Regions from separate parts of the Homo sapiens genome. Here region 1 is linked to region 2. Evidence: read pairs that join two places in POLR2A ChIA-PET (ENCODE). Cell type or tissue: K562. All regions are shown on one strand. Each heading gives the region's core, and the rest is flanking DNA. Links, peaks and the distances in the headings are about the cores only.

Region 1 (6,626 bases), core at 1-5,000, 62 kb after region 2:
TTTGTCTGGAGGGTCTGTGATTTCAGATGGAGGCTCACCCCAGAGTCCTTGGGGCACCCCCACCTTTCCTGGCACTGGGAGGATACCCCAAGGCCTGGGCAGGTTCTCCACCAGCTGGCTATGGCCCAAAGGAGAGGCTTCGGAGGACTTTCCCTTATAAGGACAACAGCTCAGCTGTGATGAAACTTCTCAGCCTCCTAGCTGGGGAGGCGGGAGAGGGGAAATGACGGTGGCTCCAAGGGTTACAGCTGAGTTTGAGCCTCCTCAGGAACTTGCCCACAAGCCTCCACTCTCTGTTGTCATAATTTTATGGGAGGAGGGGCCAGGCAGGGCTTGGGACCAGAGGGGGTGGCCCACAGAAGGGAAGATGCCTACATTGAGGCCTAGGGAGGAGACAGGACCCTTCAACATCCAGCAGGCAGCTTGCAGATCTGGACTCCAAGCCGTAGGCCTATCTGGCTTCAAACTCACACTCACCCTGGGGAGGATTATCAGAGGGTCCAGAAGGCTATTAGGCCAGCCATCCCTTTCTCTCTTTTGTTTTTTGTTTTTTTTTGAGATGGAGTCTCGCTCTGTCACCCAGGCTGGAGTGCAGTGGCACAATCTCGGCTCACTGCAAGCTCCGCCTCCCGAGTTCATGCCATTCTTCTGCCTCAGCCTCCCGAGTAGCTGGGACTACGGGCGCCCGCCCCAGGATGGTCTAGATCTCCTGACCTCGTGATCTGCCTGCCTTGGTCTCCCAAAGTGCTGGGATTACAGGTGTGAGCCACCACGCCTGGCCTCCCTTTTTATTTATTTATTTATTTATTTGAGACCCGGTCTTGCTCTGTGGCCCAGGCTGGAGCCAGGCTGGAGTGCAGTGGCACGATCTTGGCTCACTGCAACCTCCTCCTCCTCCTGGGTTCAAGCAATTCTCCTGCCTCAGCCTCCCGAGTAGCTGGGACTACAGGCACCCACCACCACGACCAGCTAATTTTGTATTTTTAGTAGAGACGGGGTTTCACCGTGTTGGCCACGTTGGTTTCGAATTCCGGACCTCAGGTGATCCACCTGCCTCGGCCTCCCAGAGTGCTGGGATTATAGGCGTCAGCCACCGTGCCCGGCCCCTTTCTCCCTTTGGACCTCTAAAGTGGAGTCTTAAAGAGCAGGGTGTGTGGGGCTGGTCTGCTTTTGGCCTTCCTCCCCATGAAGCCTGTGTCCCTAGGGGACTGCCCTCCCCAACACAATTCGTCAGCCCACCGTCCAGTCTGAGAAACTATTCCATCCATGGAATCACAGGATATTGGGGCTGATAAGGATCTTTGAGACGTCTAGTCTCACCTGCTGGTTTTAGAGAGGAGGAAATAACAGCTCAGAGCGGCCAGGGGAGGTGGTGGCTCATATGTGTAATTCCAGCACTTTGGGAGGCTGAGGTGGGCAGATGTCTTGAGGCCAATCTTCAAGGCTTGAGACCAGCCTGAGCAACATGGCAAAATCCTGTCTCTACAAAAAAAAATTAGCAGGGCATGGTGATGCAGGCCGAAGTGGGAGGATCGCTTAAACCTGGGAGGCGGAGGTTGCAGTCAGCTGAGATCGTGCCACTGCCATCTCAAAAAAAAAAAACAAAAGCTCAGAGGGGACCTGGTATTGCCCATTTGTTTTGTTAAAATGTGTGTGTGTGTGTGTGTGTGTGTGTGTGTGTGTGTGTGTGTGTGTGGCTTTCTCTTGGTTTCCCATTAAAACTTCCTTTTTAAGAAATCCCAAGTTAACCGAATAACAGGATAAAGAGCTTTTTCTACACCCAGATCTGGTTAGTTCTGGGGGTCAGTGTTTCCCTGAAGACCATGTCTGGAGTTGGCAGCAGGGGAGGCAAGATCCCAAGGGAGAGATGGGTGTGGCAGATGGAGAATCTGTCTCTGACACTGCTGTGCATAAGCTGTGGCACCTGCAGTGGCTGCTCAGCCTCTTGGAATTGTAGTCTCATCTCTTAGGGGGAGACAATCACTCCTGGCAAGGCGATTTTGAGGATGAAATAAGATAATTTAGATAAAGCATTTGCTCAGGGCCCACCACATAGCAAGGACTTAGTAAATGGATAATCATATGGTGTATTGGGCACCTACTCCATGCCAACATTACATTAGGAGCCGTGGATTCCAAGTACAATAAAATGGGATCTTTCCTCAGGTTGCTCACTGCCAGTCAGGGAGACAGGCACTCCAACTCATAAATGCAATGGGACAAGCTCTGTGTTAGACCCACAGGCAAATTCTGTGGCAGCAGAGAGCAGACATCAATGGGCTGTGTTTGCTGAGGGAATCAGTCGAAACCTGAGGAGGAGGTTTCTTTGCCTGGGCCTCAAAGGAGGAGTTAGAGTTTACAGAACAGAGGTGGCAGGGAAGGACATTGGAGACAGAGGGAACAGAGTCACAGTGGGTTACCGGGTTACTGGAGCCATGGTCAGCTCTTTGTGTAGTCTCCTATTGGCTATAAGTAAGAGGTGGGGGACTGGGAGGTGAGGTGGGAGAGGGGAGCGGGGATGCTGGTCACCCAGAAAGGTTGGACTTTGCCCTAGAGACCAAGGGAGTCTGGGGAGGGGGTCGTTTCAGGAGGTGGGGGGCGGCAGGTGGGGGTGTGGGGTGGAGACTGGAGGCAGGGAGGGTAGTTAGGAGGTAGTGACAGTGAACCAGGGGAGGAGTGGTGAGGGCCTGAACTGCAACAGTGGCATTAGGGGTAGAGTGGAGGAGAACTGGGGACTTTGGGGCATTGTGAATGTGGGAGAGATGGAATGGGAGAGAGGGAATTCAGAGATGACTCACAGAGTTCTAAGGAAGTGGGAGTACCTTTTTGAGATAGGAAGCCCCTGGGGAGGGCGGGATGGGGAGAGGATGGTGGCCATGTGGAGGGGTCTGGTGAACTACTAGAATTGAGCTGAGGCAAAAAATTGACAGTCAACGGGCATCCAGACAGTGGATAATTAAAGCCACAAGCACTGCTGAGTTATATCTTGTATGTTACTTAAGATTAGATTTGACTGTGACTGACAAGAGGCCATGGTGTCAGAAGAGTTCATCAGAGGCTAAACCTCAGCTCCGGGGGAGTTAGGCCAAGACAGCAGTGACACAAATTCATTTATCTTGCATGAATTAAGTCTGGTGGTAGAGGCCATCTCTATCATGGCACTCCATGGTCATCTGGGACCCAGCCTCCTTCCCTCTTACTGCTCTGCCATCTTACCCCTTGACTTTGATTTCTGGACCCATGAGGTGATACAGCTGCAGCCCCCGCATAAGTGTTCTCACCCTTGGGAAGCAAGAAGGGGTATAGGATGCACACTTTCCCTTTAGAGACACTTTCTGGAAGTTGTACTGCTGCCTCATTGCGAGGGTGGTCTTGCAGCTAGCTGCCTGGTGTTTTTTTTCCTGTTGACTGTGTGCCAGCTGAAAATCAAAAGTCTTATTACTAAAAAAGAAGGGAGGGAATGGAGCTAGAGCAGTGTTTTTCAAATGGGGATGATGTTGCCTTCAGAGGACATTTGTCAATGTCTGGAGATATTTTTGTCACAAATGGGGACATTGCTACTGGCATTTAGTGGGTGGAGGCCAGAGATGCTGTTGAACACCCTACAATGCACAAGACAGCCTCCCCGACAACATCTTGGGGGCTCCTCATCCAAAATATCAGTAGTGCTGAGGTTGAGAAACCCTGACCTAGGTGGACAACGTATAGTCTCTTTGCCACAACCAGGACGGGGTGTAGAGTGAGTGGACTAGTCACCGTAGATGTGCAAAGACACCTGTCCCTGGCAGACCATAATGTCAGGAGAGTTCAGCAGCAGCCCAGACCTAGGCTCTGGGGTTTTATCAGATTTGTCCCAGCTTAGTGGGGCTCTTGTCCTCAAAGAGGCTTTGTTTTGTTTGTGTCTTTTTGTTTTATTCATTTCTGTTTTAAAAACTATTTTTATTTTTTGTAGGAATAGGGTCTCACTATTTTGCTCAGGCTGGGCCCTTGTTTTATTCATTTCTTGATGTTGAATTCTGAAGCAGAGACCCAGGTTGGAGCCTCAAGGAAGAGGCTTAAGATAGAGGCGGGCTGAGCTCCGTGGCTCATGCCTGTAATCCCAGCACTTCAGGAGGCCGAGGCAGGAGGAGCACCTGAGGCCAGGAGTTTGAGACCAGCCTGGGCAATGTAGCAAGACCCTGTCACTACAAAATATTACAAAATAATTAGCCAGGTGCAGTGGCATGCACCTGTAGTTCTAGCTTCTCAGGACACTGAAGTGAGAGGATCCCTTGAGCCCATAAGTCCCAGGTTACAGTGGGCTATGATCATGCCAACGCATTCCAGCCTGGGCAACAAAGCGAGACTCTGTCTCAAAACAAACAAACATATATATATGCATTTCTTTGCCCACTAGCCACACCCCTGAGCTGCAGGTAGGGGAAAGAGTCCAATAGTCTTGGTAGCCAGGGCCAAGTTCTGATTCAGTCCCTCAGAGTGTGACCCAATCAGGACTTCTCCTCAGCCTCCTGGCCACAAGCCGGGGCTGGGTGGCCAAGGTGAGGCCCTTGTGGCCTTGAATCCGCAGAGATGCCAAGGCAGCCTTGCCAGCTTTGCCCAAATTGCTGGGCTGGCCTTTCTGTGCTTCCTCCCTCCCAACCAGCCTTCCAGCCTAGTCAGCTTTTCTGGGCCCCTCCCACCTCCATTTCCTTCCAGCCTGTGGCCTTGGGTCTGAAGGGAAGCAGCCCTGCCCCAGCTGTGGCCAGCGCCAGGCCATGCTGAGGCTGAGGCCTGTGGGTCCCCAGAGTGCCCAGGGTGTGGTGTGGGTGAGAGTGTGCTGGTCAGTGGGATGAGGAGAGTGCAAACAGCTCTGTCTCTGGGGAAGGCCAGGGGAGAAGAATAGATCCCAAGTCATTCTGAACATTTGGGGTGCCTGCTATGGGTGAGCAAAAGTCTCCTCAGACTAAACAGCCCTCTTCTTTTCTCTGTGAAAAGGTTCCCCTTGAGAGGAATTTGTCTCAAAATCACCCCTCAGGCTTGGGCCAAGGTCAGTCTCTACAGTGGATCTGGGAGGCAGGGTTCCATGAACTCAGGAAGTATCTTCCAATTTGTTTCTGGAGGGCCAGAGGGACCCCGGAGTTTTTCAGCATTTTGAAATATACAAGATATTCAACAAGACTAGGTGGCAGATGGGACCAGATATGTGGCACAGACCTTTCAGCTCTGTGAGCTTTGACAAGTCGCCTAACTTCTGCTCTTCAGTTACCTCATCAGTTAAACGAGGAGAATTGTGCCCACCTGAGAGCTTGGAGATTAAATAGGATCACGCATGCGTGGCACCTGGACGATGCCCACCCAGTACCCACGGGAGGCCCTCAGGAAGCAGTGGCTGTTACTATCATTGTATCATCACTCTGTCTCTCAGAAGAGCCTTTTCCTTTCTTTCTTTCTTTCTTTTTTTTTTTTTTGAGATGGAGTTTTGCTCTTGTTGCCCAGGCTGGAGCACAACGTTGCGATCTTGGCTCACTGCAACCTCGGCCTCCCAGGTTCAAGCGATTCTCCTACCTCAGCCTCCTGAGCAAGGAGAGCCTTTTTACTCTTTTTCAGAAAGTCCTCCCTACAGCCACCTCTTTCTGTAGCTCTGACCAAAGAAAGTCTAAGGTGAAGGGACCCCAGTAACCTACACTTTACAGGTGGAGAGGCAAGAGAAGGGACTTGCCCAAGGCCACCTGGGGTGCCTGTGGCAGGGCATCAACAAGCTCGGGTCACTGCAGCATTCTTCTCCCCACCCTCTTCCCATTCAGGAAAGAAGGCCAGTCCTGTCATTTGTGCTGTTGTCTCAGACACCAAAAGGCTGTTTTCCTTCTGTCCAGCTCAGCATCGATGCCTGGAATCAGGAAGCAGGGTGATGGAAAGTGTCCTGTCTGACGTCTTCCTGCGGAGGGGGGACGGCATCCTCACAGGCTGGGCTTCCTGAAATACAGCTGTGGCAGCAGCTTCAGGATTTGGCAGAACATTTAACATTATTATTATCATTATTTTTGAGACAGAGTCTCACTCTGTTGCCCAGGCTGGAGTGCAGTGGCGCAGTCTCGGCTCACTGCAACCTCCGCCTCCCGGGTTCAAGCGAGTCTCCTGCCTCAGGCTCCCAAGTAGCTGGGATTACAGGTGCGTGTCACCACGCCCGGCTAATTTTTGTGTTTTTAGTAGAGACTGGGTTTCGCCATGTTGACCAGGCTGGTCTTGAACCAGCGATCTACACACCTTGGCCTCCCAAAGTGCAGAGATTACAGGTGTGAGTAACTTCGCCCAACCAACAATTGGATACTTTTCAGTACTATTTGAATTATTATTATTTGCCATACACATAAGTTAAATCTATTAATAAAATAGTCAGGCCAGGCGCGGTGGCTCACGTCTGTAATCCACCTGACCTCAGGTGATCCACCCACCCTCGGCCTCCCAAAGTGCTGGGATTATAGGCGTGAGCCACTGTGCCTGGCCTAACATTATTTTTTAAAAGACCGAGTATTGGGAATAAGGTGAGGAGGGAGGAGAGATGGGGTAGATGAAAGGAAACAAACTTTTCCAGCAGAGAATAACTAGAGTTACTCTAGAAATGCTAAATAAAAAAATAGAGCATGAGT
Region 2 (13,230 bases), core at 4,372-9,371:
AGAAGGGGAGAAAGCGTTAAATCTGGAGCCTGCCAGCTTGGATTTCAGACCCTTCCACTCAGGCTGTGTGACCCTGGGCAAGTTTTTTGCTCTCTCTGAGCCTCAGGTTCTAACAAAGAGCAGTTTTGGTGCATCGTTCACACTGGGTGGGCTGTGAGGTCAGATGTCCATCCAACCTCAGACCCTCCATGGCCCTTGCCGGTCTTCCTGGGTATGCCCCTCCTTTAGCCAAAGCATATATCCCCCCATGCCCCTCCCCCAACGCCTGCAAGAGCTGCCCTGTCCTAGCCTTCTGGGAGTGCCCCAGCCCCTCTGAAGGGGTTCGAGCCAATCCAGGGCCTATGCAATGAGGGACCAGCAGGACTCAGGGGATGGGGGAAAGGACCTTCTCAAGGCTCATTTTGGGAGGGGGAGTACATACCTGCTTCCCCCACCCGTGCTCCCCCATGACCCACTCCATGGGATATTTGGGTTTCCTCCCCTTTCCCGAGCTCAGGCCCTGCTTGCTTTCTCCACAACAAGGAGCGAATGTTATTTAAAAGGAGATCAGGAGATTTGCCTTAAATAGGCATGGAGTGCTGTGCCAGGTCCCAGTAGAGGGGCGGGAGAGGAGGCCATCTTGGCGGAAGGGAGAAAGGAGTGGAGCTGCAAGAGAGAACAACCTCCCAGGAGTGCGCAGAGCCCTGCACAGTTTACCAAGCACAGGCCTAGTCTGCGGGGAGACGCCCCGGTCTTCAGATGCCAGGAGTGTGGAGGTTTTCTGGGAGGCAAGGGGATAGGGCCTGCAGAGTGGGGGGCTGTCTTGAGACCTCCCCTGACACCTGCCCCCACCATCAGTTTCCAGACCTTTGGCCCCTGCCCCCGGGCTGCCCCTGCCTGTCCTCCCAGCCCTAGCTTGTAACTGGATGCCATCCTCACTCTGCACCTTCCCAGGTGAGCTGGGGCTCTGCTTACTGAACCCAACACCCACTGGGGGCGGGGATTGAGGGGGCACCCCTGGGGCGGGCATCTGCCTGGAGGCTGAGGCTGAAGGCGGGAGCTGGAGCTGCGGGGGAGGAGTGGAGATGGGCTGGCTGTCTCATTCACAGCCCCCGCCCCAGGCCTCCTCAGGAATTTAGGGTTCCAATTCCCTATTCAAGGTCACCTTCTAAGCCTTTCAAGCCCCACCCCTCCCATCTTGGCCTGCCAGGGCCAAGGACTCAGGGGCACCCCCCTGCCATTTCTGTCCCAGCAGGTGATGCTCTTGGAATCTTAAGGAAATGGAGTCTGGCCTGTGGAGTTTTGGGGACAGAGCTAGGGGGAAAGGAAGCATCCCATGTTCAGTCCTTTTTTCAAAGGCCCTGAACACCAAGGTGAGGCCTCAGATACCTGGATGCCCAACCTGGATCTGCCATTTACAGCCATATGACCTAGGGCCACCCACCTTCTGTGAGCCTTGACTTCCTCTGTAAACTAGGTCTAAAGATTCCACTGTAGACTGGGCGCGGTGGCTCACACTTGTAATCCCAGCACTTTGGGAGGCTGAGGTGGGCGGATCACCTGAGGCTGGGAGTTCGAGACCAGCCTGACCGACATGGAGAAACCCCGTCTCTACTAAAAATACAAAATTAGCCGGACGTGGTGGTGCATGCCTGTAATCCCAGCTACTCAGGAGGCTGAGGCAGGAGAACTGCTTGAATCCGGGAGGGGGAGGTTGCAGAGAGCCGAGATCACGCCATTGCACTCCAGCCTGGGCAACAAGAGCGAAATTCCGTCTCAAAAAAAAAAAAAAATTCCACTTTAGAGTTGTCGAAGTCGCTTTCATAAGAAAATGGGCAGAAGACAGAAGGGGGATTATGCCCAAGTGCACTAACTGACCGGGACCTGTACCTCACGTGTGTTGCGGGAGGCAGAGTGGGGAGATTTCATCCTCCCCTTCCCCATGGTGGGTGGGCGCAGCCCAGGTCCTCCAGAAGGCCAGACAGGAAGGAAGGCTTTGTGAAAGATGGCATTCATTTACTCTGGGCTGCTGTGAATTCTCTTTGTTATTCCCCAGAGGCTGCTCAAGAGGGGGTTAATGGGGCGGGGGATGGCCCCTTCAGGTGACAATAATCAAGACAAATAAATAAGAGCTAACCTTGAGGGTTTGCTGCATCCCTGGCCTGACTCCAGCTCTTCTGTCTTCCTAACTCCATCCATGTTTGATCGGCTTTATCCCCATTTCACCAACGATGAAACCAGAGCTCAGATTTAAGCAGAATAACCACAGTCACACAGTCGGGAACTGATGGGGCCAGTGTTTAAACACAGGAATCTGGCTTCAGGGCTCTCTGCTGACTTTGCAAAAATCCCAGGACCCTTTATTTGGGACTTGGGTTCCAGATACAGCTTGCAGTGTGGCCATAGCCAAGTCACCTAACCTCTCAGAAGTTAGGTTTCTCAGCCATGCGCAGTGGTTCATGCCTGTAATCCCAGCACTTTGGGAGAACAAGGCAGGCAGATCACTTGAGGTCGGGAGTTCCAGACCAACCTGACCAACGTGGAGAAACCCCGTCTCTACTAAAAATACAAAATTAGCCAGCTGTAATCCCAGCTACTCGGGAGGCTGAGGCAGGAGAATTGCTTGAACCCATGAGGCAGAGGTTGCAGTGTGCTGAGATGGCACCACTGCACTGCAACCTGGGTGACAGAGCAAGACTGTCTCAAAAAAAACAAAAAAACAAAAAAGAGAAAAGAAAAAGAAATTAGGTTTCTCTCTTTATAAAATGGGGACAATTGTCCCAACCTCCCAGGGTTATTGTGAAAAACAAACTAGAGGGTTAATGAGGCCGGGCATGGTGGCTCGCCCCTGTAATCCCAATGCTTTGGGAGGCTGAGGCAGGAGTATTGCTTGAGCTCAGGAGTTCGAGGCTGCAGCAAGCTCTGACTGCGTCACTGCACTCCAACCTGGGTGACAGAGCTAGACCCTATCTCAAAAACAAAAACAAACCAACAAGAGGGTTAATGAGCACAAAGCAGATAATCTGATGGAAGATTATTTAAAACTTCCCTGCTCTACACTAACTCAGCCCCCACCTCCTAAAGTGTCCATGCACCCCCCACCTAAGCCCAGAGACTGGGAGACAAAGGCTCTGCGGTTCCCTGGGAAAGGACTGAATGACCAATTGGCGCCACCTAGTGGTCTGCAGTGCATGGGGAGCGGGAGGGCCCGGCTGCTCCGGGATTGGGGGTTAAGTAAGATCATTAGCCCAGTGCGGATGGGAAAAATATACCAGGACGTCAGAAAGGATGGGGTCAGGCCTAGTTGGCACCCCACTGAAGACAGGGTGAAGGAGCGCACAGGGCTCAGGGTTCTATTCTAGTTCCAGTTCTGCCACTAAGAACCTCTCCAGGCCTCAGCTACCTCCTTTGCAGAATGGGAGTAAACATTCCTTACCTCTCAGGTCACTGTCCAAGCCTTTGTTCACTTATGAAACATTTAATGAAGCATCTGCTTTCAAAAGTCATCCTGCTGAGGGTTGTGAGGACACAAAGACATCTCAGCTGTGTCTCTCGGGATCAAGGGATCCGCTTCATCCTAGCAGGGAGACTGAGCTGTAAATTGCTCACTACCCTCAGATGCAGATCCCAGGGGACACTGAGGAGGGAGCATAAGGCACAGGAGGCAAGTGGAGGGACAGCAGGTAGTGGGACTCCCCCTCCAAGGGTGAATGTCTTTGAGAAGTGGCAGGAACTGTGACAAGTCAGGTCATAAGATTATCTTTCTGAGGGCCATCGCCCCGCCCCTCTTGCCTGGCCCCCTGCCTGCCTCCCAGCTGGGGACTGGATCGCCCTGGGCTGAGCCCCCTACTCTGGGCTCAGCCCCCTCAGGGCCAGGCCAGCCTCCCCACATACCACCTTCTCTTGCATTAAAGCCTTTAAAGTGGACCATAGGTCCATCAAGGATAGTTCACATCTCTGTGCATTTGCACTGTGTAGCTCCTCTCTCCAAACACCTTTTCTCCAACTCGTCCACCTGGCAAAGTCAACTCCAGCCTTCCTGTGGGAGAGTGGAGAGGAGAGTGCGAAATCCCCCAACTAGGAAGGAAACAGAAATGAAGGGGTGCCCCCTGCCCCCATCAGCAGTGGCACAGCCTGTAAGAATGTGAAATATACATTTGGTCTTCATCCCCATTTCCTGGCATACAACTCCTAAAATCCTTGGAATCTCCAAAGTGATAAGTGTCTTTTTGTATGCTGATGATTGCCTGATGGCCGGCAGCCCCTAGGCAGCTTCAGGATGGGGCTGGTCACCAGAAAGACCAGGGCAGGATTAGAGGGTTGGGACTTTCAGCCCCACCCTATGACCTCAGGGGAGGGGAGGGAGCTGAAAGTTAAATTGATGACCAATGGTTAATCAATCATGCTTACATAATGAATTCTCCATAAAAGGCCCCAAAGCAGAGGTTCTAAGAGCTTCTGGGTAGCTGAGCAAGTGGATATTAGTGGAGGAAGGCTTTCCCACAGAGGGAAGCTCCACACCCCTTCCCCCACGTATCCTTTTCTAATAAAGTGATAAATGTGTTTCCCTGAGTTCTGTAACTCACTTTAGGAAATTAATCAAACCAAAAGAGGGGGGTCTTGGGAACCCCAACTTGAAGCCAGTCGGTCAGAAGTTCCAGAGGCCCAGACTTGTGACTGTCTGAAGGGGCTGTCAGTTTTGGTGACTGAGTCCTCAACCTGTGGGATCTGAGGCTGCCTCCAGGTAGATAGCTTCAGAATTAAATTAGAGGACACCCAGCTAGTGTCCGCTACAGAATTGCTTGTTTGTTGATGGGAAGAAGTCCCTGCATTTGGTCACAGAAGTCTTCTCTCTGTGTTAATTGTTGTTGCTGTTGAGAGAACAGGAAAAAGCAGTTGGAGTTTTTCCACCCACACCCTGCTATATGAGGGCAGCTTTCTTGGGCAGGTAGCAAGTCCTGGTCGCCTAAGGGTAAGCTCTCTACCTTCCTTATTTCTTTGTTCATTCCCTTGCTGTCTGCCTGCCCCTTTCCATGTGCTGGGTGTGTGTGTGTGTGTGTGTGTGTGTGTGTGTGTGTGTGTGTGTGTGTGTGTGTATTTTTGCTTTGTTTTGTTTTGAGCTGGAGTCTCACTCTGTTACCCAGCCTGAGTTTCAGTGACATGATATCTTGGCTCACTGCAACCTCTGCCCCCTGGGCTCAAGTGATCCTCCCACTTCAGCCTCCTGGGACCACAGACACGCACCACCATGCCTGGTTAATTTTTTGTATTTTTGGTAGAGATGGGTTTCACCTTGTTGCCCAGGCTGGTCTCAAACTCCTGATTTCAAGTGATTCACCCACCTCAGCCTCCCAAAGTGCCGGGATTACAGGTGCGAGCCACCGTATATGGCTCTCCCTGTGCTTCTTTGCCTCAAATCCAGAAGTTATCTGAGGACACAGTCTTTCCTGGCCTTTGCTTCACAGGTAAAGTTCCTTGAGAGGATGATGCTGGGGGGAAGGAGAGGCAGAGAGAAGGAGGGTTCCATAGACTGGGGAGGGGCAAGTGGTCAGAGGGTCCTCTGGGAGCACCACAGGGAGGTGGCAGGGGCCCAGAGGGCCTGGCATGAGGTACTGGAGAGTCTCAGAAAGCCTCCCACCCCATCCCAGGGCCCAGGCTGAGTTACTGCCTATGGATGGTGATCAGGGCGGGCCCTGAAGATGAGAGCGGCTCCTATAAGCCCCACTCTCATTTGACCCTGGGGATTGAGGAGCCTCCTGTCTGACTGAGATAGGGTTTCCCTACACCCCTCGGGATACAGGCTCAAAGTTAAGTTAAATTAGATGTCAAGAAAATAGAGAGCCGTGAGGTTTCTTGCACACCTCATAAAATAATCCACTATTGTGATCTGGCATGCGGGTCAGGAATGTCTGGAGCTCACCCACCATGTGGAACTCACTTGTCTTCCTCTGGGGGCCTTCCAGAGAGCATCTTCACCATGAGAAGGGATTGCTAAGGAGAGGACTTTCCGGTGCCCAGGTAGTCTCACGAGAAAGACATTTTATATAGCAGGACAGATGCATATGAGACTGGGAAAAGCTGTGATCAGCCCCTGCGGAAGGGGAAGGGGCTGGGTGAGTGGGATGCCTCAGCCATGTGTGGAGGATGGAGTCAGAGAGAGGAGTCCCAGGTGAGGATGCAGAAGATAACTGCATCACCGGACCCTCAGACATCCCCAACAACCCGGCCTTCGGGGGTGATTAGAGAGTCATCCTGGACAGAATCACTAGGCCCTCTTGCAACTTGATGAAACATTTGGCCTCTTGCCAGTAGCCACAGGACTTGCATGGGAGACCAAGGTCACCCAGCCCCATACCCGCCTTTAGGTCTGAACTGAATCGGGGGAGGAGGTAGCAGAGTGCAGAGCTCCTGCCCCTGGCAGCTGTGCTCAGTGTCTGGTGGCGGCTGCAAAGGTCTTCCTGGCCTGACTGCTCCCAGCTCTACTCCTGCCAGTGGCTCTAGCCTTTCTGATTCCTATTTGTTTCCAAGCCTAGTTTTCTGGGCTTCATATCAGTTCTTTGAGATAGCCTGTTGTTATCTTCCTTTCCTGCTTCAATTATCCTGAGTCAGTTTCTCCTCTTTCCATCCAAGACCACCGAAGGTTGCAGAGCTGTTAGAGAATATGAGATAGTGCTATCTGGGCTGAACTGGGTGGTCCCCAGACCGTGTGTTCAGTAGAAGGAAAGAGTGAAAGCAGCAAAGTGCAACCAGATTGTAACTGCCCTGAGGGCAGGGCCTCAGTGTGACCTGCTCACAGCTGGACCTGGGAGAAGGGATGTGTTGCATGGGGAAATTGGGAACATCTGACATATAAATGGCACCACATTTAAAGACCCCCATGGTTGCCCACTTGTTGTGGGGTAGGGGAAGGAGGTGTCACTCTGGTGGGCTTGTTTTCTGCTCCTAAGAGTGTCTTCTGTTTGGAACAGAGAAAAGAAATTGTGTCACAGAAAAACAATTGACTCAGCCGGGCGCAGTTGGGAGGCCAAGGTGGGCAGATAACAAGGTCAGGAGATCGAGACCATCCTGGCCAACATGGTGAAACCCTGTCTCTACTAAAAATACAAAAATTAGCTAGACTTGGTGGCATGTGCCTGTAATCCCAGCTCTTTGGGAGGCTGAGGCAGGAGAATCGCTTGAACCAGGGAGGCAGAGGTTGCAGTGAGCTGAGATCGTGCCACTGCACTCCAGCACTCCATCCTGGCAACAGAGCGAGACTCTGTCTCAAAAAAAAAAAAAAAAAATTGACTTCTCCAGGTCAGGGAGGGTGGCACCACCATGCCCAGCTAATTTTTGTAGACATGGGGTTTCACCATGTTGGCCAGGCTGGTCTTGAACCCCTGACCTCAAGCCTCCAGAGTTCCTCCTGGGACTACACCACTGTGCCCGGCAAATTTTTGTTTTTTGGTAGAGACAAGGGCTTCATCATGTTGCCCAGGCTGGTCTCGAACTCCTGGGCTCAAGCAATCCACCCGCCTTGGCCTCCCAATATGCTGGGATTACAAGTGTGAGCCACCTTATCAGGCCATCTTTTTTTTTTTTTTTTTTTTTTTGAGAGAGAGTCTCTCTCTGTCACCCAGGCTGGAGTGCAGTGGTGCAATCTCAGCTCACTGCAAGCTCCGCCTCCCGGGTTCACTCCATTCTCAGCTTCCAGAGTAGCTGGGACTACGGGCGCCCACCACCATGCCCAGCTAATTTTTTTGTATTTGTAGTAGAGACGGGGTTTCACTGTGTTAGCCAGGATGGTCTCCATCTCCTGACCTCGTGATCCGCCCGCCTTGGCCTCCCAAAGTGCTGGGGATTACAGGCGTGAGCCACTGCGCCCGGCCCCAGCCACCTTTTTTATTAATCTGACACCTGTAGCTGCCAATGCATGCCTCCATCATAACCCATATTTACCACCCAGAATCGATACCTTTTCACTCACAAGCAGAGAATCTTAGTTTTAGCTAGCCTATGAGGACCCCTGGGCAATTTCCATCAGGCTTTTTGAAAAACTGAAGTTAGTTTGTTGATGATCAGGTTCAAGCTGGGGAGACCATCAAGGCTCAAACTGAGAAATTTCAACCCAGGCTCCTAGCAAATGCAGCAACATATAGCAGGCCTGTTTGTTTCCCACCACGTGAATTCTCTAGTATGTCTGACTATTGGGTGATGGTAACTCACCTTCACCAAATGACAACGTCATTTCTGTTTTGTTTTTTTTTTGAGACAGAGTTTCACTCTTGTTGCCTAGGCTGCAGTGCAATGACGCAATCTCAGCTCACTGCAACCTCCACTTCCCCACCTCCCGGGTTCAAGTGATTCTCCTGCCTCAGCCTCCTGAGTAGCTGGGATTACAGGCATGCACCACCATGCCTGGCTAATTTTGTATTTTTACTAGAGATGGGGTTTCTCCATGTTAGTCAGGCTGGTCTCGAACTCCCGATCTCAGGTGATCCACCCGCCTCGGCCTCCCAAAGTTCTGCGATTACAGGCGTGAGCCATCATGCCCGGTGACAATGTCATTTTATTGCTAGTCACCAACATCAGATAACTCAGCTTTTCAAACGACCAGTGATACTAAGACCACCTCACAGAAGGGTGTGATCTCAGCCACTGTGGCCTAAACAAACACGTGTGTGCACATGCACAAGTGAGAGGGGGAGAGAGAGGAGGCAGGAGGCACAGTTTTTACACAATTCTCTAGTTTATTTGTCCGAAATAAATACAACCTGAGAACATCCATTTCAATGTCCCCAAACACTATTTATCCCCTGAAAAAGCAGCTTAAAATATGGGTGCACATTTTGCAGCTTATGTTCTTTGGTTAGGCTCTGAAGGGTGTTTGTTCTGGGCTGGGCTAGGCTGGGCCTAGCTGTAGAGACACACCTAAGTTCCGTTCTCTGTTTGGAGGCTGCACCCAGCCTGAGTCCCCACCAGTCCCCTCCAAGAGCCCTGATGCTGCTTCCGGAGCACCTGTCTTCATTGCCTCTCCCTTCTGCAGCCTGAAAGGAGGGATGTTCAGGACTCTGCAGCTCTGTGTCCAGCCCTTGCAGAGAGCTTTGTCCTCTGACATCAGCTACCACACAGGCTCATTCTCAACTGGCACAGAAAGGGTTACTTCTGACCCTACAGCAGCTTACCCAGGGCAAAGTGAGAGAAACTGAAGCACAGCTGGTATATGGGTTTAAAGTACTCTCCCTTTAACCCTGCCAGGAGGCTGAGAGTCCCTAAAAAATACAGAAGGGGACACTGCCTGCCTACTCCAGTTATTCCCTGGGGCCCTGGGCCACTAGGGAGCAGGAGGACGGGGAGGCCACAGGCCACCCTTTGTCTTCTCTTTGTGGGTGAGGCTCAGAGGATTGGGTCCATGTTCTCCTGGTCTGAGGCTGCCTCATCATCATCTGGGGACTCCTGGATCAGAGCCAGAGAAGCCCAGTCATGGGTTTGTGCTGTTCCCCAGGACCATAACCTGGGGGCCAGCATCTCTTTCCTTTTGCCCTCACCCCTAAAGGAGCCAGCAGAGGGCTTTTCTGCCCCCACCCCAGGTCCCACTGGGCCGGCGCTCCCTCTGTCCTAGCTCCCACCCTGCCCGTGGCCACAGCCCACCACTGGATGACTCCCTCTTACCAGACTGAGGCTCCTGCCCCGCCGCAGGGTGGCATAGAAGTGCAGCACACGGGGGTCACAGCGAACCGCCATGGGGTCAAAGTCCAGCACACGTAGGCCCTGCAGGCTGCGGGCCCGAGAAAGGGCCACATAGGCCTGGCCACTGGCAAACACACGGCCCAGAGAAATCTCCACACAATCCAGGGTCATGCCCTGGGGGATGCAGGGACAGAGATGGAGTCAGCTCAGCCTTAAGTCCCTTGCCCCGAAAGGCCTGACCCTTTACCAGCCCTGCTACTGCCCCTGGATCTCCTCGTCCAGTCCAGAGAGTCTCTAGACAGAGGGAGAGCATGACAGCAGGTGGCTGTCTGAGTAGGAGGGGGACCGGGAGACAGATCCAGGTAAGAGTTGAGGGATGGAGTGAAAGGAAAGCACTCAGGCTCTGGGTCAGACAGGCGTGGAGCTGAATCCAGGCTGCCACTCACTAACTGTGTGACATGGGACACATGAGCCCTGGTTTCTTTCTGTGCAAAATAGGATTATTCATTATATCTATACTTTATACTTGATACAGTGGTTGTATACAATTTATACAATTTTACGTATCTAGTGGTGGCTTAGAAAATGGTGGGGCAGGAGATGGCAGAGGGGAAGTGAATGTATCCAGGAAAGGGAGAGGAGGTGGACTTGGAAATTCACTAAAGAAAAGTTTATTCTGGGCTGGGTGTGGTGGCTCACGCCTATAATCTCGGCACTTTGGGAGGCCGAGGCGGGCAGATGACCTGAGTTCGAGACCAGCCTGGCCAACATGGCAAAACCCCATCTCTACTAAAAATACAAAAAATTAGCCAGGCGTGGTGGCGGCCGCCTGTAGCCCAGCTACTCGGGAGGCTGAGGCAGGAGAATGGTGTGAACCTGGGAGGCGGAGCTTGCAGTGAGCCGAGATCACTGCACTCCAGCCTGGGCGACAGAGCAAGACTCTGTCTCAAAAACTAAACTAAACTAAAATAAAATAAAAAAAGACACATAGGCCAGGCACGGTGGCTCACACCTGTAATCCCAGCACTTTGGGAGGCTGAGGTGAGTGGATCACCAGGTCAGGAGATTGAGGCCATCCTGGCCAACAAAGTGAAACCTCATCTTTACTAAAAATACAAAAATTAGCCAGGCGTGGTGGCATGCGCCTGTAGTCCCAGCTACTCAGGAGGCTGAGGCAGGAGAATCTCTTGAACCTGGGAGGTGGAGGTTGCAGTGAGCCAAGATCGCGCCACTGCACTCCAGCGTGGGCGACAGAGCAAGACTCTGTCTCAAAAATAAAAAAAAGACACATAGACTGCAACATGCCTGACCTCCCTCTGCCCTCCCTGTCCCTGCCCCCCACACCGGTGCTCACTTGGCTCTTGTGGATGGACATCGCCCAGGCCAGCTGGAGGGGCAGCTGCTGCCGACTGAGGAGCTGGCCCCCGGTGGCCTGCACCGTCCAGCGGTCAGCGTGGATGACCTCAGTGACTCCACACAGGAACCGCACCTGGGGTAGCCCTAAGGAGAGCATGGAGCAGTCCAACTTTAGCTCTGCTTCAGGGCTCTGAGGTGAGGAGCAGGGGCCTTTGGAGCTTTCCTTCCTAGTCTTTTTCTCCCCCCACCATTCCCGGGGCCATGCTGCAAAGCCCCGTAGCAGGACTGCCACCTCCTCCCAACACTTACCTCTCCCTTCTGCCTCGAACCCAACTACCACCCCTCGGGCACCATTCACCAGGCCCCGAGACACCGATAAGTTTTTCACCAGCATCACCTGCAAGGGAGAGAGAGGAATGGACAGCAGCCCCCCTACCCATGCCTGGTCTTAGCTTCGCCATGGCTGTTCTCAGAGGCTGAGGGCAGGGAGCTGTCATGGGGACACTGAATCCCAATCCTTAGCTCTGCCACTGGCTGCCTGTGACCCCTGGGGCAAGTTGCCTTATCTTCCTCGGTCCCAATTTTTCTTTATGTCAAAGAGGAATAATATTTGCTCAATTTGCCCCAGAAGGAGGTGGTAAGGGATCAATAAGGCAACCTCTATCACAGGGCTTTGAAAATGATTGGCTTGGTTATAGGTACATCTGTGGACCACAGATCTTGAGGGATGGCCTCTAGGTCCTGCCACCCCTCTCAGATACACTGTGCCTGCATTTTCCCCTTGGGTGCCCTAAGGAAAATCTTCTGCCCACCCCCAACATTGAGGGAGGAATCAGGACTGTCTCCTGTTTATAAAGTATACTACAGAAGACAGCTGTGTGGGGTAGGTATTTCATTCCCCATTTTTAGGGATGAGGGGACAGAGCTTCAGCAAGGGAAAGAAATTTGCCCAAAACAACACTGCTTGGAGGACCTCCTGGTGTAGGAAGAGAAAAACAGTAGAAAGCTTAAGATGGGAAGGTGGGTGGGAACAGGAGGCAGGGAGGTTTTCAGTGTGGTCAAAGCTGGGCCCACTGGCTGCAGAGTGGCCTGGGCAGAGGGGTAGGGATCAGCAAGGCCCATGCGGGACAGCCCAAGCTCCCAGGGGCTAGGCCCTGCTTCCCACTCACCTGGGCCCCCAGCTTTAGTTGAAGGAGCTGGCTAACAGGACACTGGGCATCCAGGGTACTGGCCAGCTCAGGGTTGCTGTCCATAGCCTCAAATCTGTGTACCTTACCTGGAGAAAAAGAGTTGAGCAAACAGATCACAAATCACTGACTTGTGACTCAGCATCCCAAAAAAGACTTTTTTTAAATTTTAATTTAATTTAATTTTATTTTTTGAGAAGGAGTTTCGCTCTGTTGCCCAGACTGGAGTGCAAAGGCGTGATCTCGGCTCACTGCAACCTCTGCCTCCTGGGTTCAAGCAATTCTCCTCAGCCTCCCGAATAGCTGGGATTACAGGTGCCCACTACCACATCTGGCTAATTTTTTTCTATTTTTAGTAGAGATGGGGTTTTGCCATGTTGGGCAGGCTGGTCTCGAACTGCTGGCTTCAGGTGATCTGCCTGTCTCGGCTTCCCAAAGTGCTGGAATTACAGGTATGACCCACCGCTCCCAGCCTCCAAAAAAAACTATTAGACCAGAGCACGGGGGTAGGGAGTAGAGGCAGCGCAGGCCTGGGGGGCTGTGGAATTTAGTTCATCACACCTCTCAAAGTCACAGTTGCATTTGCAAATATGAGGGCCTTTATGGCTTCAGAGGTTGGGGGCCTAGGACCCAGAGGCCCAGGTTGCCTGGGGGCTACATCTGCTTATAACTCTTCCCAGCTGGTCTTGCCCAGCCCAGGCTCCCTGCTCACCTGGCAGCTCCTGAAGCCGCCTCTCGTTGGTGAGGGCCACATCATCCTGGTGGGTGCAGAGCCTCGTGGCCACAATCCCATCTCGCCCCACCTTGTGGGAAGCTGTGGCCTGGAGCTGGCGGGTCACCTCATCTGAACACCTGTTGGGGCTGGACTGTCAGGGCAGAGCCCACCTGTGCAGCAGGGGAGGTGGGGAACATGGGCAGGATGGCTCAAGCAGCAGGCCATGGGTCAGGCCTTGGGACTGGAAGAGGGCACCAGGGAAGAGTTGCTGCCCCCTCAAGCTGGCCAACCTGTCCCTTCCAAACTTGGACCCCAAACATGGGG

Evidence for each region. ChIA-PET counts read pairs that join two places held together with the same protein. Peaks named below come from ENCODE experiments on the same cell type or tissue, not always from the same donor. Only the 100,000 strongest peaks of a DNase experiment are listed, where the experiment ranks them.
Region 1: POLR2A ChIA-PET joins it to region 2 with 5 read pairs; 7 of 35 experiments call an interaction of 5 or more read pairs at or near these places.

The regions. Positions count from the first base shown.
Region 1 is chr15:64,873,010-64,879,635 of GRCh38, forward strand. No RefSeq gene overlaps it. Among named protein-coding and RNA genes, the nearest start is that of PLEKHO2, 34 kb to the left of the region's middle. RefSeq lists enhancers at 1-76, 97-146. In K562, for the core only: no CTCF peak of the experiment used is centred there; no DNase peak of the experiment used is centred there; H3K27me3 peaks cover 329 bases.
Region 2 is chr15:64,806,944-64,820,173 of GRCh38, forward strand. PIF1 (PIF1 5'-to-3' DNA helicase) reads right to left here. Exons shown (of 13, transcript NM_001286496.2): 8 at 12,904-13,043; 9 at 12,174-12,280; 10 at 11,314-11,401; 11 at 11,003-11,148; 12 at 9,631-9,822; 13 at 8,689-9,414. The coding sequence ends at 9,355. Among named protein-coding and RNA genes, the nearest start is that of PIF1, 12 kb to the right of the region's middle. RefSeq lists enhancers at 1-261, 1,785-2,292, 3,815-4,322, 4,323-4,828, 12,540-13,040. In K562, for the core only: no CTCF peak of the experiment used is centred there; a DNase peak (open chromatin) is centred at 6,308.